2 separate regions of the Mus musculus genome follow, and region 1 is linked to region 2. Evidence: chromatin contacts called from ENCODE Hi-C or POLR2A ChIA-PET data. All regions are on one chromosome and are shown on one strand. Each heading gives the region's core, a stretch centred on a gene start or an enhancer-like site at or near the end of the contact. The rest is flanking DNA. Distances are from core to core; before and after follow the strand shown. Region 1 holds the start of Mlst8 (MTOR associated protein, LST8 homolog (S. cerevisiae)). Region 2 holds the start of Eci1 (enoyl-Coenzyme A delta isomerase 1).

Region 1 (3,642 bases), core at 940-3,439, 52 kb after region 2:
TGCATGGTTGAAGGGGGGCAGAACAGGCATCCCAGGAAGGCCACAGAGAAACTTATTAGTGTCAAGGATGAGCAAAGCCATGGACTGGAACACGAAAGGAGAAATAACTGGCCCTGATGGGTGGGGCTATGGCAGACCGCAAGGTGGACATGAGGAGTGGTACCCAGGTGCCTGACTTTGGGAGCTGGGTGGAAGCTCAGGGAGGCCTGAGAGAGAACCAGGGAGTCAACTCAAGTGCAGAAGATAAGGGGCTAGGTGCCAAGATGCCCCCGGAGCCACTCCCAGCACTCACGGCACTATTGACGGCTGCCATGTAGCTAGCATCTGGGTCGATGTGAGCAGACGTGATGGAAGACTCAGGCTCGGGAATCAGCTGCTCATTGTGGTCTGTCTTCAGGTCCCAGATGTGGATAGCACCGCTCTGATCACCCACAATGAGTTCTGCCTAGGATGTAGGGGAGGGAGGTGAAATGTAGCAATACTCTTGTCCTCTAAAGTCCCCACCCCACCCCTGACACCTGGCCCCATGAGCATTCCTCACCTGGTTGGGATGCAGACACACGCAATTAATGGGTGCGTTCACCTGGAAGATACGCTGACACTGCAAGTTCCGGGACCTGTGGGGAGTTAAGGTTACACATGGCTTCTAATGGATTTGATCCATGCCTCTACCAAAAGCCCCCATTCTCTGCTCAAAGGAGTTGCTTCTACCTTAGGAGAAATGGTTGTGAAGTTTAGCTCTTTCTCCACAAGCTTGAGGTCAGTGAAAAGGGAAGGAAAGTCTGGCCCCCTAGCCTCAAGGCAAGGCTAGCTCTCTGATGTAATTCTATTCTGCTTTCTACCTTCCCTCCATCGCCCGCTCAACCCCTCTTGCACTAAGACTAACTGATTGCAGAATAGCCTGCCCACAGACAATCCCCTGGCCTGCCCACTCCCCGGGCAGCCGTCCTCTTCAGCCCAACACACAACACCACCTGAGGTCCCAGATGCGAGCTGTGCAGTCCTCGCCACCTGTATACATCCAGCGACCATCCTCGTGAAAGCCCACTGATGCAATGTTCTTACTGACTCCGTCATAACTGATGATGGGGTTGGGGTTATTGGAGTTGAGATCATACATGCGGATATGTTGGTAACCTAGGGACACAGGGGGAATTGAAGCATGGGTGTGCCAGGTAGAACTACGGCCAGTAAAGGGTCAGAGGTCGAGAATCTCAGGTACCTGCAGCAGCAATCATGCTTCGGTCCGGAGTAATCTCCAATGCATTTACCTGCTGAGCATGTTAAGGATAACAGGAAGAGAACCCAGAGAGGGAAACCTTGGGGCTACAAGGCCATCAAGACCTCCACCACCTGGCCTGAGTTTCCCCAAACACATATCATTCATACTTAATTCTGGCCAGCACCATCCTGCTGCCAAGAGGAGGATACAGAGTCCTGATGCTGCACTGTTCGAGTGCAGATTCCACTGTGAGCCTGCCAAAAGCGCACCGTGTGGTCATAGCCTGCAGTTGCTAAGATGACAGGGTCACTGCCCACTGTGCCTGGGGTGGTATTCATTGTTTGATGGCTGGAGAAAAAAAATGAGACCTGCACTGGGCCAAGAGGTGATAAGTAAGGTCCAAAGGTCAAAACGTTTGGAGAGAAAAGATGTACGCATAACAATCTGCACACTACAGTGTACCGGTATTAACTTCACTTTAAAACTAAGAAAAATAAGAGTGTTCAGGGTCACGCTGACAGTCTCAAAAAAAAAGACTCCGGCTACTTTGCTCCCGGGAGAGTGTTCCTTCAGCTTCACCCTCACGCTTGGAGACGCCACCTCGCCAGCAGCCAGCAGGAGGCAGTCACACGCAGAAGGCCATCGCCCGGGCGCCGTCTCTCGCAAGGGTAGGCAACGCATGCGCATGGCGACTAAGGAAAAGCCCGGCACTGCTGCTGCTGAGCATGCGTAGTTGACCGGCACTGGGATCGGATGGGTGGGGGCGCTATCTGGCAGGACCCCCGCGCTCCCCAGTGCTCTGCACACCGCCCTGGCTCTGTGTTACCGGCCCGATTACCCCGACCGCACTCTCCTAGCCACCCAGTGGTCGGTAGCAGCCCTCATCCCGTGTCCCCCGTACCTTAACACACGCTCTGCACTCTGCCTTAGTCCAGGACGGCGAGGCGAGGAGGAGCTAGTCGATAGAAGCCGGGCCGAGCGTAGAGCTATCGATAGTAACTCCGGGCGAGACCATGGGTCCGGGGAGTGGGGGAGTTGAAAGGGATACCAGAGTTCTGAGACGAAGAACTCCAGAAGTGATCGTGCTCAGAATGGCCATCAGCCGCGACGCCACCCTTCAACTCACTGGGAACTACAGCCATGGTACTGCTGCCTATTTTCCAGACTTGGCTCCCAGAAGGAATTACACTGTCGTCGTCCCTCCACCCCCCGCAGACATACACAATCACCTACCCTACCAACCAAGCTAGAATTTCTAGGTAATGCAAAATTTTCAGATAAAAATCATTTTTTCTTTTCTTTTTTCCTTCCTTCCTAGCTTTTCTCTCTTTCCTTCTTTCTTTCTTTCTTTCTTTCTTTCTTTCTTTCTTTCTTAATTTCTTAATTTCTTAATTTCTCTCTCTCTCTTTTTCTTTTAGTATAGGCATATCTCAAACACTGTACTAAAAGAATTACTTTCTTACAAGAAGTTTGAATGCAACTGGGCAGTCTGTTACTTCTATTTGCTTTATCTGGTAGCCATAGTCTAGACCCTTTCAGCCTGATCCTGAGGGCACATAAGCTAGCCCAGAAACTCGTTTAAAACTGCAGACTCTCATGCCTCCATTTTTTAAAATTTTTAATAATACTTTTTATTTAACCCAATATATAAAAATATTCTTTTAACACATTCAACATAAATATTTTGTGCTTTTTTATTTTAAACTGAAATATAGTGTGCATCATGTTCTTGTGAATAGTTTCAATTTAGACTAGATAGATACATTACAAGCACTCAACAGCTTTATGTGTCTACTAAATAACATTGAACAGATAGGTGTAGAACATCTGATTCAAGAACAGCAAATTAGCCGGGTGGTGGTGGCGGCGCAGCCTTTAATCCCAGCACTTGGGAGGCAGAGGCATATAGGAGAGAATAATATTTATATTCCTAGCTGGGGAAAGCCTAGCTGGAATATAAATATTATTCTCTCCTATATTACATCCCAACTGCAGTTTCCTCTTCCTCCCCTCCCCCAAGCCTCTCCTCTCCTCTCTCCTCTCTCCCAGATTCACCCCACCACCACCACCACCAAGTACTTCCCCTCAGGAAAGAGCAGGCCTCCCAGGGACATCAACCAAACACACACAAGCTACAATAAAACCAGGCACATACTATCACTTTAAAGCTGAAAGAGGCAACCCAGCAAGAGGAGAAGGATCTCAGGCAGCAGAGTCAGGGACAGCCCAGCCCTGTTAGGATTCCAGAACACCAAGCTTATATGCAGAGGACCTAGGTCAGAGCCTTAGCAGCTCTCTGACTCTGCAAGACCCCAGGAGGTCCACCGGCCCCTCTGTGTTCTTGTGGTGTTCCTGACCCCTCTAGTTCTTCTAATCCCCCCCCCCTCCTCTGCAGGACTCCAAACTCCGCCTAGTATTTG
Region 2 (3,789 bases), core at 1,258-3,757:
ATCCTTCTGTTCTATCTCTACTTCTTAGATGCTGTAATTAAAGAAATGGGCCACCATGCCTGTCCTGTTTCATTTTGAGCTAGTACATGTTGCCTAAGCTAATTAAGGGTCCTCCCCTGCCTCTACCTCCTGAATGCTGGGATTTCAGGCATATACTGCCACACCACAAGTGAGCTATGTTATATGTTAGTCAGAAATTTTATGGTTTTGTTCCTGTTTTCTACAGGACAAATTGATGGCCAAGAGATCACTGCTACTGCTGTGTTGGCACCCTGGCCTCGGCCACCACCTCGGCGATTCAGCCCCCCTAGGAGGATGCTTCCACCACCTCCCATGTGGCGTAGGTCACCCCCACGGATGAGGAGAAGGTGAGTCAATTGGGAATTGTCCTTAAGCCAGCTTGCTGCTTTGTAGGTTTTATAAACCTAAATGGCTGTGGTAACTTTTAGTCCTTTGGGGTTGGATGTAGAAAGCAGGTCAGCATGTGGTACTGGGAGTTGGCCAGAGAAAGGACAGTCAAAATCTGTGGTGTTGACAAGCAGGTGAGTCCCTTCCAAGGAACCAGTTCAAGAGTCTGTGCTGTCGTGGGTCCCAAGAGACCCTCTGTCTTTCAGGCAGGGTGGCATACGCATTTAACTCTAGCACCTGGGAGGCAGAGGCAGGCAGATCTCTGGGAGTTCGAGGCCAGCCTGGTCTGTGGATCTAGTTCCAGAATAGCCTGCTATATACAGAGAAACCCTGTCTCGAAAAACCAGAAGGGGGCGGGGGGGGGGCTTTCGGGTGAGACATAGCAGAAGCCACCGTTTGGGGTTGTGAACAGAAAAAGAATTGTCTTAGAAAGGCCAGTCTGTCCCATAGCTGTGCTGTTTGAATATTGCACTCTTGGCTGACCAGGCTTCTCTTCCCACAGGTCTCGATCCCCAAGACGCAGGTCCCCTGTGCGTAGGAGGTCTCGCTCTCCTGGCCGCCGCCGCCACAGGAGCCGATCCAGCTCCAACTCCTCCCGATAAGCAGGGACATTGATTCGTACCTCTGTAACTTATGTTCCCCAGACTCTGTTTTGTCCTTTTCTCTAGCCAAGTGAGGGTCTGTAGAGAAGGATCCCTTACTGGGTACAGCAGTTGAGATATCTCCTCTACAGAAGGGTTCTGGCTTGTAGAGCTACTGTTGGTTCACGGCTGCTCCCATAGAGGTGCCCTGTAGTTTTCTGGCTAGAAAGTTCATCCCTTCAGTTCTTGATAGGCTGGTAGCAGAGCCAGCTGGAACCTATGGCAGCACACGGATTTCCACAGATGACCCAGAACCAGACAGCCTGGTCTAGCCCCCGCTGTGCCACACCTGTGCAAAGGACCACACTGCTCTTCTGTTCGGCCGACCATGCCCTGCTGAGTACGCTTCAACTTAGAGGGCTAAAACCTTTGAAGGATTCCTCCACAAATGGTTACCTTTCTGTCCCCGTGTCTCTGTTACTTTCTAGAATTTGTGAGCCAGTTCTACAGGGTCCTCATGAAACCTACCCCACCCCGTTGTCACCTGCCATTCATGGTGATGTTGCAGGTTAACCTTGGCAGTGTGTACATTGCCCCTTTTTGCTTTTATTGTACAGTCAGTACTATAAAATTTGTTTTGAGTTTTATAACTTTGTAGCATTTTAGATAAGGTTGTGTTTGTACTTGTGTAGAGTGAAAGGACTGTTGAATAAAACCTAGGATTAGAATGCAAATTGAGTGCTGGTTTTACTGTCTGTCTTAGTCCAGAAGAGTCATAATTTGTATGACTCAACTAAGAACTCACTTTGAGTTTAATCCCCAAAGTGGCATTTCTAAAAGCCAGGAGGACAGGTGGTGAGACGGCCTGGGGCTCAGAAGCTGACTCTGCCTGAGATGCTGCCGCCGCAGGAAAACTGGGAGGGACAGTTCTCTCTTCTGTCTCATACTGGTGCACCACAGAAGAAAAGTCTTAACCAAGAAGGAAGACTTCAGCCCGGCGTGGTGGCGCACGCCTTTGATCCCAGCACTTGGGAGGCAGAGGCAGGCAGATTTCTGAGTTCAAGATCAGCCTGCTCTACAGAGTGAGTTCCAGGACAGCCAGGACTACACAGAAACCCTGTCTCAAAAAACCAAAAAAAAAAAAAAAAAAAGAATAAAAGGAAGACTTCTTGTGTTTGTGCCCCTTGAGTATTGAGTCAAATAAAAATGCACTATTTGGGGCAAATAGCCTAGGTAAAGCCTCCCAGTCACCCCTGTGCTGGCAAGGCCGTCTGTTTTTCACTACGGTGCCAGCCTTGATTTATGGTCCTAATCCCAGCTCTGCAAGTGCCTCTGAGCTCTGGCAGCTCGCCCCAGCAGAATGAAAGCACTCTTGGACACACACCCTGCCCTAACTGGCACAGGGGAAACCCAGTCCTCTGGACGCTGCGGACTGGCTAACCTTGGCCTTGTGGGGCGGGGCCGGCCGGAGAGGAGGAGTCTGCAAGGCCGGGCTGGAAGCGAAGCCGCTGGCTCTGTAGTCCCCACTGATATCCAAGATGGCGCTGGCTGCTGCGCGTCGCCTTCTGCTGCACGCGGGTGCGTGGCCCGGGCGAGAGCGCTGGTGCAGGGCCTCACAGGGCTGGGTGCGCGGGCGGCGGTGGCGAGAGTCTGGGCGTGCTTGCTAACGTGCTCCGGGCTGTCTGCAGGATCCCGCCTCGGGCGCAGGGAAGCGGTGGACGGCGCGCGGCGCTTCGCTAACAAGCGGGTGCTGGTGGAGACGGAGGGCCCGGCAGGTGAGAGGGAGGGAGGGCCACATCTCGTTCATGTCCTCGGGCTCCGAGCCCACACGGTCTGTGAGGTCGGGCTGACGATGAGCTCTTGGAATTCCCAAAAGCAGGGAGTGAGCATAAGCTCACATAAACTCAGATTCTGATTAAAACCTAAGTTCATACCGGGCGGTTTAAATGACAGAATGGGTGAGTTTTTAAAGCTTTGGTTAAAGTTCCTAAAGTTATGGTCTGTTACTTAAACTATTAGTTAAGAATGATTATAGCTTGCGGCGGTGGCTCATGCTTGTAAACTCAGCTGAAGCCAGTCTGAGCCACGTGAGACAGTGTCTCAAAAATCTCACAAAAATGATTGGGAGCGTTTTTGAATATTTTCCTAATACTGGAATGTGGCACAGCAACATTTTCCTAGTTAATGTTGGGTCGCTCCCTGCCCACAACAGAAGGAAGCACCTCCCCTCACAAGCAGAGGCAGGAGGATGGTGAAGTTGAGGCCAACCTGGGCTACGGCTGGAGCCTGCTTTTCCTGTGCTGTTTTGTTTTTTAAAGTGACGATGCGGGGAGAGGGGGAGATTGTAATTTTCCAGGACAGTGACAATGCACTTATGGAAGAAAAACCTGGGAGGGGAGGACAGAGCTAGGGCTAGAGCTTAGGATCACAGTCTATAGGGGGAGGGAGCATTCAACCTAGACATGGAGGTCAAAGTCTGCAAAGTCTGGATTCCCCCCCCCCCAGAGTGATAGAATATGAGTGCACTGGAGAGAGAAAGAAGTGCCTTAATAGTGCCAGACCTGCAGGCTTCAATCCCAGTACCACAAAAGGAAATAAATAAAAATACTACAATAGGTAGCAGTAAAAACTATACCATGGCAAAGTCAGTGGATTATACACTTAAAGGTGACAAGATGTTTAGACTATCATGTAGATGTCATCACAATTTAGAGTAATAAGGTAGTGGCATATATTTTTACATGTATATATTTACCTATATATTTTATATATAATTTTAAGTAATAAGTACGTAACTTAT

Evidence for each region. Hi-C counts contacts between places; a loop is a spot of excess contacts on that map. ChIA-PET counts read pairs that join two places held with the same protein, here RNA polymerase II (POLR2A).
Region 1: POLR2A ChIA-PET joins it to region 2 with 14 read pairs in embryonic stem cell. The contact joins the promoter of Mlst8 here to the promoter of Eci1 in region 2. A Hi-C loop is called at or near these places in 1 of 37 maps with a recorded cell type or tissue (heart). POLR2A ChIA-PET finds 5 or more read pairs at or near these places in 4 of 5 experiments (Patski and embryonic stem cell).

The regions. Positions count from the first base shown.
Region 1 is chr17:24,476,889-24,480,530 of GRCm38, forward strand. It overlaps Mlst8 (MTOR associated protein, LST8 homolog (S. cerevisiae)), which reads right to left and starts at 2,190. Exons shown (of 9, transcript NM_001252464.1): 1 at 2,124-2,190; 2 at 1,432-1,570; 3 at 1,223-1,274; 4 at 975-1,137; 5 at 542-617; 6 at 293-445. The coding sequence starts at 1,560.
Region 2 is chr17:24,424,176-24,427,964 of GRCm38, forward strand. It overlaps Eci1 (enoyl-Coenzyme A delta isomerase 1), which reads left to right and starts at 2,508. Exons shown (of 7, transcript NM_010023.4): 1 at 2,508-2,567; 2 at 2,678-2,764. The coding sequence starts at 2,528. Rnps1 (RNA binding protein with serine rich domain 1) reads left to right here. Exons shown (of 9, transcript NM_009070.2): 8 at 227-368; 9 at 911-1,723. The coding sequence ends at 1,010.